Linked DNA regions of Homo sapiens: region 1 is linked to region 2. Evidence: chromatin loops called from intact Hi-C (ENCODE). Cell type or tissue: B cell. All regions are shown on one strand. Links, peaks and the distances in the headings refer to the core of each region. The heading gives the core; the rest is flanking DNA. Region 1 overlaps SEPTIN6 (septin 6). Region 2 overlaps SEPTIN6 (septin 6).

Region 1 (5,375 bases), core at 241-5,240, 66 kb after region 2:
TTTCAGTTAATTCAGGTTTCACTGCACGTGGCTTGACACAGTTGCTTACAGGTTTCCCCAAGTAAATCATTGTTAGTGGCCATTCCTAAAATGAATTCTGGCAAAACTATAATTAAAGCTACACTTTACAAGTGAGAGGCAATTGGTAAACAGCTGGAACAGCCAACCCCAACCCCAAGTAGGTTGGCTCTTCCTGGCAGGATTCTCCCTGGCAGACCACGAAAGCAATTTCAGACCAACGAGTCAGGGGAGGCTTTGGCTCCCCAGGATCTGAAAGCAGCAAAGGCAACCCGCCCCCTCCTCAAAGCCCTCATTCAAGGGGTGGATCACGAAGGCCACCTAGAATGCAGGCAGAGTGAGGCTTACTGTGCCTCCACATTTTGAAATTGCTTGAGGCACTACTTATAGCTCTCTGCATTTGTAAAAGCGATTCCTTTGTGACCCCCTACATCGTTGCAGATACTCTACCTCAATCATTATTGGTCCTTAGGAGTGCACAGTATATGGATAGTATACACACATCAAAATACGTCAGCCTTCCCATGAAACCTAGAACATAGGCCATTGCAGTGTTTTTTAGATTACTCTTCCCCTAGGAAGTAGACAAAGAATAAAAATAAGATATGAGCATTTGTATAGCTTTTATTACTTTCCAAAGTGTTTTTTTTTGTTGTTGTTGTTTTGTTTTTGTTTTTGTCTTTTGTATAGTATCTCATTTTATACTTACAACAGGTCTGTGAGGTAGAGAAGGAATAATCCCCAGTTTGCAAGATGAGTAAATGGAAGCTGGGCGAGGTGGCTCACTTATGTAATCCTAGCACTTTGGGAGGCTGAGGTGGGAGGATCACTTGAGCCCAGGAGTTGGAGACCAGCCTGGGCAGCATGGTGAAACCCTATCTCTCTATTTTTTTTTTTTTTTTTTAAGAGAGTTGGCTGGGCATGATGGCTCACGCCTGTAATCCCAGCACTTTGGAAGGCCGAGGCAGGAGGATCACCCGAGGTCAGGAGTTCAATACCAGCCTGGCCAACATGGTGAAACCCTGTCTCTACTAAAAATACAAAAATTAGCTGGGCATGGTGGCGGGTGCCTATAATCCCAGCTACTTGGGAGGCTGAGGCAGGAGAATTGCTTGAACCCCAGAGGCGGCGGTTGCAGTGAGCCAAGATCGCACCATTGCACTCCAGCCTGGGTGACAGAGCAAGACTCCATCTCAAAAGAAATAAAAATACACACACACACACACACACACACACACACACACACACACACACACACCAGCTCTGGGCCCAGCTGTGACTCTTTGCAGCCACAGGCAAGTCTGTTGACTTCTCTGTGTTTCTTGGTCTACTCATATGAAATGGGGATCAGTTCTACTTGCTGTATTTATGTCACAGGAATGAAATTTACATGGAAGAGAGGTCAAAGTATTATTTAAGCACAAACCAATGATGGGTTTCCATAGTTCACATTTTCAGGTAACTGTGGTCTGGACCCTAGAACAGAGTTCTGCAATCATCCCCATATGCTCTGCAAACAGGTCTTGCCCCAGAGTACCAGTTAGCTGACTAGGACAGCTCTAAGGATCTCCTGGGGTGAAACCTCAGCCTCCTCTACTTTCCCAATGGGACAGGAAATGCAGTGGCTAGAGCCTGGGGCTCTATCCAGTGGCCTGAGGCCACTTAGAGATTTGTGGAAGGTATTCCTGTACAAGGTATTGGGTGGTGGTGCTGGGGGTGGGTGGTGGTGCTGGGGGTGGGTGGTGGGGGACACTAGTCAGGACCTAGTCATTAAGAAGAGATAGGCCGGGCTCAGTGCCTCACGCCAGTAATCCCAGCACTTTGGGAGGCTGAGGCGGGTGGATCACTTGAGGTCAGGAGTTCGAGACCAGCCTGGCCAACATGATGAAACCCCCGTCGCTACTAAAAATACAAAAATTAGCCGAGCGTGGTGGCAGGCGCCTGTAATCCCAGATACTCAGGAGGCTGAGGCAGGAGAATCGCTTGAAATTGGAAGATGGAGGTTGCAGTGAGCCAAGATCACGGCCACTGCACTCCAGCCTGGGCAAAAGACCAAAACTCCATCTCAACAACAACAACAAAAAAGAGCCGGGTGCAGTGGCTCACGCCTGTAATCCCAGCACTTTGGGAGGCCAAGGCGGGCAGATCATGAGGTCAGGAGATCGAGACCATCCTGGCTAACACGGTGAAACCCCGTCTCTACTAAAAATACAAAAAAATTAGCCGGGTGTGGCGGCGGGCTCCTGTAGTCCCAGCTGCTGGGGAGGCTGAGGCAGGAGAATGGCGTGAACCCGGGAGGCAGAGCTTGCAGCGAGCCGAGATCGCACCACTGCACTCCAGCCTGGGTGACAGAGCAAGACTCTGTCTCAAAAAAAAAAAAAAAAAGAAAGAAAGATAAAATGTATTTTTGTGGTTGTTGATCATTATTTTGCTGGCTAATGCCACTGCTGCCATCATGTGGGAGTGTGTGTGGAGTGTATGAGAGAGAAAGCATGTTCCCCGGAGCCAATGCAATAAGACCTTAAGACCATCTAACATAGCTATATTCTAATTTAGCCATTAGTCCTCATTACTTAATTTTCTTCTGACTTTTTTTTTTTTTTGGTACATTAATCTATCCATTCATTAACTCAGCTTCTCTTTTCATTTTCAGTTTGGGCTTCCTGTAGACACCCTTTTCCTGCGCAACAGAGCTGGGCCTCCCTTTCTCTAATTTCCCCCTTAACATGCCTGGGGGGCATACAATCCAACCCGCGCCCTCTCCTCTCTTCCTGCCAAGGTTTATAGAAACCTGAGAATCTGAGGGTGATGTCTGGCCGCTGGTCAAGAAGCCAACAGTCATGTGGCTCGCAGATGCATCCTGCATCCCAGTCCCCCTCCCAGCACCCCCAGCCATCCCCCCTGTCTTCCCCCACATCTTTGCCAGAGGTGTGACATGGTCAGGGGGCCCATCTGCTACTCTTTCCCACCAGCTCCCCTGTTCCAGTTCTGGTTGCTGTTAGTTTCCCTGAGGTATTTGCAACCACCATGGCTGGGTAACCACCGATCAGCACAGCTGTCCCCTTGGTCTCCTGTATCCCAGTCACTAGTCCTCCCTGGTCCACCCCACCCTCATCCTCAGGAGCCACAGCCATTTCTTAGAGGGTTTCAAAAGGACAGCCTTTGGCGCCTTTTCCTTCTAACCTTTGAGTCCAGCCCTTTCCAGTTTTCATTCACTCGAAGTAACTGCACTCAAGCTGTGCTCAAAATCGGCAACGCATTTATTTACACCAAGCCCTTCCCATAAAACACAACTGCTGAAGAAAATAGCAGACGTTTCCCCTCTCTCTAACTCTGGGTATCCCACAGATGCAAAAGGGAGAATAAACCTGAATATTATTACCAGCCTAGAGTCTTGAATGATAGCCTTACCGAATTCTTCTTGTGAGGTATTTCAGCATCTCGGGGGGTAATTTCCGGAAGGGCTCCATACTGTCCCAATAAGGTGAGGCCAGTAGCAGGAATAATAAATCCCACTTTGTAGGCTGGAAAACTGAGCTGTCAAAAGAATCAAGTGTTTGGGGGTTTGCTCTGATGAGTCTTCTAGTTCATTTGGTGAATGTCATGATGATTTTTAACATGCATTTTGCATGCATCCCCCAATAAGAAGAGATGAGACTCGGCCGGAGAGAAGAAAAGGCCCTTAACTTTCTTTCCAATTTAAGGAGTTGAGAGTTTAAAAATATTCCAGCCCTAAGTTTTTATCATGGGTCCCATCTGATAGTGGCTTTGGGAACCTCTGTGAAGTAGAGAGCCCTCCCTTGTCAGGGTTATGAGGCACAGTGGCCTTTGGTGTTTGGCCAGTGACAGTGTGAGAGATGGAGTTGACCTGGCAATGATCTGTGGCTAACATGCCGTCTCTCTGCCCTTCCTTTGCAGTAATCCATGGCTGTGTACTGAATAGTATTCCCCGCTACAGCTGGACTGGACTCCATTTAGCCTTTTAAGCCGAGGTTCCTATTTTAACTGACAGCTTTCCTTTGGGGTGCCAGGCAGCGAGGCCCCCCACCCCTATCCTGCCATGTACTTCAAGCTCACTTCTTCTTTTTGAGTTCCGCAACTTGCTCCTGCCTCCCAGCCCCACTGGCACTGACCATGACCACCTACTTCTATTTTTTTTTTAGAGTTTCTTTTTTTGATCACTTACTTTCAAAGCACACAGTCAAACAAGGTTATGCCAAATTTCCAGGCCTTTTTGAAGTATTGAGAAGGGGAAGGGGATTTCTCACTTCAATTATAGATCATAATAGGAAGCAAAAAGAAAAAAATGAAAAGCAAACATATGCACGCACTTTTCTTGTTGACAAAGCAAGAATATAGGTTTGCTGTGTAGGTTTGGTGCTCTATTGATTGGTGAGTGACCAGAGCAAGTATGAAGGTGATGCTGCCAAAGCACAAGCCAGTTTCTTGGGAAAATTCAAGTTACAGTGGAGTATTTTTTTGAAGACCATATGCTTGGAGGTAGAAACAAACCAACGACCAAAAAAAAAAAAAAAAAAATCTGCTCAGATACTCAGCCAGTAGCTCAGAGAGATGCTGAGTTAGGCCTGTCAGGTCTCCTTGGGAAAGGCTTCATATTTGCAACTTTGATGATTCTATGTCCAGCTTCAGAGCTGCTTTCCCAGAAATTCACGCTTAAACAACCAACCGGTAACCACCACTTCCCCACACCGCCGCCCGGTAATTATTTGCATTACAAACCGGAGGCGCCCTCATTTGCATTTGTGTACAGATTAACTAGTTAAGGCTTGAGAAGCTCTGAATAATTCAAAAGTATTAGACCCACACAGCCTTGGAGAGACCTTCAGAAACTAAGGAGGAGTTTTATATTAAGGGAGACATTTTAGTCAGTAAGACGATATAACCTACTTACTCCGTAAGGGGAAATGAAGGCCCAGAGAAGGGAAGGGACTTGACCGAGGTCCCACTTCTGTTTCGAGGCAGAAGCCAGACTAATTTTCATGCCTCCTGACTCCCAATCAGTTTCACAAAGGGATTCAATCTGTTTATATACGTTACATTCCTGGATACGAGGTCTTTTGATGTTCAGAGTAACTGACTAGTTAGTATTAGAAGACCCTCGAGGTTTTTTTCCACAGAAAAACATCTGAAGATGGATTGGGTGAGGGCTGGCAAAACGAAGGCATGCCGGGCCAGCTCCTTAACCCAATGACCCAGTGATGCTGCAAGGCTGGAACGGGGTCCAGGAGACTGTGTGTAACAGGTGCCCTAGGTGACCCTTATAATCAGGGAAGTTTGGTGAACAAAAATCGAACCCATGAGTGAACATAAATTAAAAAGTTGATCAACCTATTAAA
Region 2 (5,375 bases), core at 52-5,051:
TCAGCCTCCCGAGTAGCTGGGATTACAGGTGTGCACCACCGTGCCCAGCTAATTTTTGTATTTTTAGTAGAAACAGGGTTTCACCATGTTGGCCAGGCTGGTCTCGAACTCCTGACCTCGTGATCTGCCCACCTTGGCCTCTCAAAGTCCTGGGATTACAGGTGTGAGCCACAGCGCCCGGCCTGGGATTTTTCAAAATAAAAAGCGGGCAGAATGACAATGTCCCCCAAATGCACATGGTCCCTTCTTTCAAGGAACTGGTGGAGGCAGACACAAATCACTATCTAATTATCTTTGTGATAAGTGCTACACAGGAGAGTGACTGCCTGCCATGAGATTTCATTACTAAGGGAACCTAACTCAGCAATGAATGGAGGCAGAGGGTGACAGGAAGGGCTTCCTGAGGGCTTCAAATAGGAAATGGGTAGGTGTGAAGGTGGGTGAGATCTCACATCTGCTACTGGGTTGGGAACATTTCATTTGCCAATTCACCCACTTTTATTTTCATTCATTCCTTCAGCACATATTCACTGGGCACTGATCGGCCAGGCCCCGTGCCAGGTGCTGAGGATATAGTGGTGGCCAAGGCACGCAGGAACTCTGCCCTCTCACAGCTTCCAGATGAAAGGCAGGAATAAGCCCTGTTTCCTTTTTACATCCTAAATCCTGGAAATGTGAGTGTTAGCGGTGTTCTTAATACAAAACTACATTATAGCAGAGTGATTTGTCTGTATCATCTAATGAGATTTTGATCTGCAGTCATGTGCATAGCATTTACTTTGTGGAGTCTCTGCTGTAAATTTTCTATTAATTGCTGGCTTTGTTACCAAGCATGGCCACTGCCTTTGTGTGCTATAAGGGAGCAAACCTATTGCATTAGCCTGAGCAAAGCCAATTAGGAAGATAAGTCCTCTGGAAAAAGGTATTCCCAAACTAAGTAGGGCTGATTTCTGGACTTGCCTGGGTTTTTGGATGATCAGAGCCATGGTTTAATATTAGCATGAACAATTGAGAAGGGCTTTTAGTTGCATGTACATTAAAACTACATTCAAGACAGATGAGGCCAGGTGCGGTGGCTCACGTCTGTAATCCCAGCACTTTGGGAGGCCGAGGCGGGCAGATCATGAGGTTAGGAGATCCAGACCATTCTGGCTAACACGGTGAAACCCCATCTCTACTAAAAATTAAAAAATTAGCCGGGCGTGGTGGCGGGTGCCTGTAGTCCCAGCTACTCTGGAGGCTGAAACAGGAGAATGGCGTGAACCCGGGAGGCGGAGCTTGCAGTGAGCCGAGATTGTGCCACTGCACTCCATCCTGGGCGACAGAGTGAGACTCCGTCTCAAAAAAGAAAAAAAAAAAAAGACAGATGAAAGAAAGAAAGAAGGAAAGAAGGAAAAAGAAGGAAAGAAGGAAAGCCATGGATATATATAACATGTTTCTTTCAACGATCTCGAAATGCTTCCATCTGTATGATTTCATTTTCCCCAATGGCTTCCTGGACAAGTATTACTGTTCCCTTTATTTAATGGGTGTAGGGAGACCAAGTTACTTAGTCCGAAGTGCTATTGCTGGTCAGTGGGTGATACGATTAAACACCCACCAGATGACACAGATTCCTTGTTTAAAAACACTTGTCTTTTCATGATGTTTCTAAGACATCAAAATCCTGCCATGACCTCTCTTCCCCCTCTTTTCACTACACTCCCTCAGCACTCCCATAGGGCCCAGGGAAGAGTATACTAGGGTGATTCGGAGACTCTCTGATATTAAAAAGATTCTCAGCTTAAATCCAATATAGCACAGTCACGGGTTGTGTGGGTTTTCTTTTTTATTTTTTCTTCTCCATATTGCTTTAAATAAAAATCTTGGAGCCACCAGCCATGTAATGATGGATTATTTTAAGTAACAACTGGAGTGGGGGGCGCAGAATAAATTAGAAACACAGACCCTTCCTCCTCAGTTTGGCAGGAGGAGGCTTCTGCTGCTGGGATTTGAAACCGTGGGTTTCTCTGCCGCCTGCACAGAGGAAGGAGGCCACATGCTCAGGAGGGTGAGAAATAATGTTATCCTCTTCTTCAGTGTCTTCTCATTAGAGGCAGCCATCTGCTGAATTATGCAGCGCGCTCTCAGCCGGCCCTTCCACTCACTTAAAGGTGACCAGGGAAAAGATCTGCAGGCCTTCTCAGCGAGAGGCCTCAGGGCTCAGGTTTCCCCTGCCATGGCCCTCTCTGACCCGGAATGAAGGCCCTGGGGTAACGGGGCAGAACTCTGTTTTCCTGGCCCTGATGAGGTGTGAGGTCGTGTTCGGTTTCCTTTCACATTGGAGGCCCCCAGCTCTGAACACTGGCGCTGAGGCAGGAACTGGGTTTTTTTCAGATCCCCATTAAACAAGACCAGATGGAGGCAGAGGCAAATTCAGGCTCCCCAGAGGGCAGTTGGGCATTCACCCAGAGGCCTGTGGGTAAACCTTTTCTTTTTTAGCAGATTGGAGGTAACAATAGCCAGAACACCTAGAAAACTCTCTTTCAATTGTCTGGCTTCCAGGGAATCTGGCTGGCTTTTGTGGGAAAGTTTCACTCACCCTGAGCAAGGGTCACCCCTGGCCTGAGGTGGGGATATTTGACCTAGACTTAGGCTTGTGTTAGTCTTGGGGTTCTTCAGCAGAACTGGGCAGCTGGCCAGGCTGAGACTTAGGCCGCAGTCAAAAGAGAGGGAAACAGGAGGAAAAAGTGGGGAAGTGAGTAGAGAGCAGGAACACACAATGAGTGCCTTCCACCGCATTGACTGCTTCAGTTGCCTTCTGTGGGCCAGAACCACCTTGGGGAGCTCACGGGTTTCCAGATTCGGTTCCTTGACCCTTCTGCCCCTGACCAGCATCAAGCCAGAAGCTCAATGTCCCGGAATTTTACCAGTCTAAAGAAACACATGTGCCACTTGAGTCAGCTTTTCCATTTGAGAGTGGCCGTTGGCTCGACAGGGGCCTGGATCCTAGCACTATTCTCTGTCACTAAATCAGTCTGTGACGTGAGCCAAGTCACTTCCTCTCTGTGAGTCTCTGTTTCCCCTTTTGTGAAACGAAAGGGCTGGATTAGGTGATCTTTAAGGGCGTTTCCAGCTCTAACATTGTATGGTGCTTATGTTTCCTTTTTCTCCAGCCTCATTTCTTTTAGGTCCTTGCCTGCGTCTGCTTCCGAATGAGGTGGCAGAATTGAACCCCACCCCTTCCCTGCTTTGACCCCTTGAGCTGGGTGGGGAGAGAGTCGTAGGGAAGGTCGATCTATGCTTTTAGCTCAGCAGGCTCTCGGTAAGTGGAACAGAAACAACCCTTCAGATATTGCCTGTCCATGTAGGTGTAGATAGCTATTGTCTTCCTATAAAGGTACATGACAGCTGAATGTTTGTCTATTGAATCCTGCTTTCAATGCAGTAGAAGAGCCGGCTACTTAATGGAATCCTGCTGTGAATCCTTTTATAGAATGAAAAGCCACTCTGGAATTTATCTTGTGTATTAAAATCAGTTTCATCTATTGGATTTGCCAAAAATGGGCCTCCTCCTCTGTCTGGTAAGGATAGTCTGTCTTGTGCTTCTTCAGCACAACTGCTCCCCAACTGAAGGGCATTTCTGAGGCCCCTTGGGGGTGCTGCCAGCTTTTGCAGGCCTTATTTCTCCTTAGAACAGCCCCCACATTTCTCTTTCCCAGGATAGGGCATTGCTACTACTCAGTTTCCTCTTAGCCTGGCTTAATTAGCATGAGGGACATTCTGATATTTGATGTGTTGGATGCATTTGAGAATTGTTTTTAAAACCTGTGGGAACTTGGCTGTGTGCGGGGGCTCACACCTGTAATCCCAGCACTTTAGGAGACTGAGGCGGGCGGATCACCTGAGGTTAGGAGTTCGAGACCAGCCTGGCCAATATGGCAAAACCCCGTCTCTTCTAAAAATACAAACATTAGCTGGATGTGGTGGTGGGCGCCTGTAATCCCAGCTACTCGGGAGGCTGAGGTAGGAGAATCACTTGAACCCTGGAGACGGAGGTTGCAATGAGCTGAGATCGTGCCACCGCACTCCAGCCTGAGAGAGACAGAGTGAGACTCCATCTCAGAAAAAAAAAAAAAAAAAAAAAACCTCTGGGAACTTATCAGTGCTTTTGTGGTTCTTATGACATAATACAGCGGCATCCTTGGCAGCATTGGAGGCAGCAGAGGAAGCTATCAGCTACCTGATTGTTTCATCAAGACTTTTTGCTACATGTTTCAGGATATATGATTTGACTTCTGGTTCACATGAATCATTATAATAAGAAATTATACTGTATGACAATAAGTTATATATATAATATGTAATAATAAGTTATAATAAGGGGGCTGGGCACAGTGGCTCACGCCTATATTCCCAGAACTTTGGGAGGCCGAGGCGAGTGGATCACCTGAAGTCAGGAGTTCTAGACCAGCCTGGCCAACATGGTGAAACCCCATCTCTACTAAACTAAAAATACAAAAATTAGCTGGGTGTGGTGGTACACACCTGTAATCCCAGCTACTCAGGAAGCTGAGGCAGGAGAATCGCTTGAAACCAGGAGGGAGAGGTTGCAGTGAGCTGAGATCGCGCCACTGCACTCCAGCCTGGTTGACAGAGTGAGACACTGTCTCAAAAAAAAAAAAAAAAAGAAGTTATAATAAGGAGACTAATAGGGTTTTATTGTATTTCTGGTAAAATAAATGTTTTATATACAATAAAACTGCCTGAAAGCTAAATGCTCTGATGACCCAAATTGTCAGGCACCTTTTTGGTTGTAGTTCAATATTTTTCTAAAATACCTGAGGCCACTTTCCTACCCAGGAAAGTATCATCATAGAATCTTTTTTAAAAAAGTAACATTTTCCCTGTTTATAAAAGTAAAATATGCCTATTGTAGAACATTTGGAAAACCCAGAAAAGCAACATCACCTACAACCTCTCTACCCAAAAGAAATCACTGACATTATTTTGGCATGTGTTCTTCTAATCTTTTAAAAAATGTGTATTTTCCCCCATCATTGGGATGACCCTGTGTATACAGGTTGGTTTTCCTGTTGTTGTTTGCCTTTGGTGAGCATTTCCTTTTGTCATTAAATATTCTTAGAAAACATTTTTCTCAGCTGCTTAATATTCCATCATGTATCACTGAACCGATGATTCATAGTCTTGGAGATTTGCACGGTCTTTCAGACATCAGTGTTCAGGGCTGAGAGTGGAAATGGAGAAAAGGGAGGTGTGAGAGCTTGGGCCCACCAGTAGGTGACTGAAGAGAGTCCGGTTTCAGTGTTTCTTTTCTTTCCTAGCATTTTTGTTGTTGTTGTTTGTTTGTTTGTTTTGAGACAGAGTCTCCCTCT

The links. A loop is a pair of places that touch in the nucleus more often than their neighbours do. Peaks named below come from ENCODE experiments on the same cell type or tissue, not always from the same donor. Only the 100,000 strongest peaks of a DNase experiment are listed, where the experiment ranks them.
Region 1: it touches region 2 in a loop (4-fold over the local background); 30 of 110 quality-filtered maps call a loop at or near these places.

The regions. Positions count from the first base shown.
Region 1 is chrX:119,617,348-119,622,722 of GRCh38, reverse strand. It overlaps SEPTIN6 (septin 6), which reads left to right. Exons shown (of 11, transcript NM_145799.4): 11 at 2,672-5,375. Among named protein-coding and RNA genes, the nearest start is that of NKRF, 14 kb to the right of the region's middle. In B cell, for the core only: a CTCF peak has its summit at 2,534; DNase peaks (open chromatin) are centred at 2,512, 4,082 and 4,742; H3K4me3 peaks cover 1,854 bases; H3K27ac peaks cover 3,407 bases.
Region 2 is chrX:119,683,235-119,688,609 of GRCh38, reverse strand. The region is part of intron 1 of SEPTIN6 (septin 6); the gene reads left to right. Among named protein-coding and RNA genes, the nearest start is that of SEPTIN6, 7.2 kb to the left of the region's middle. RefSeq lists enhancers at 2,360-2,409, 2,440-2,489, 2,760-2,989. In B cell, for the core only: no CTCF peak of the experiment used is centred there; DNase peaks (open chromatin) are centred at 2,359 and 3,089; H3K4me3 peaks cover 3,204 bases; H3K27ac peaks cover 5,000 bases.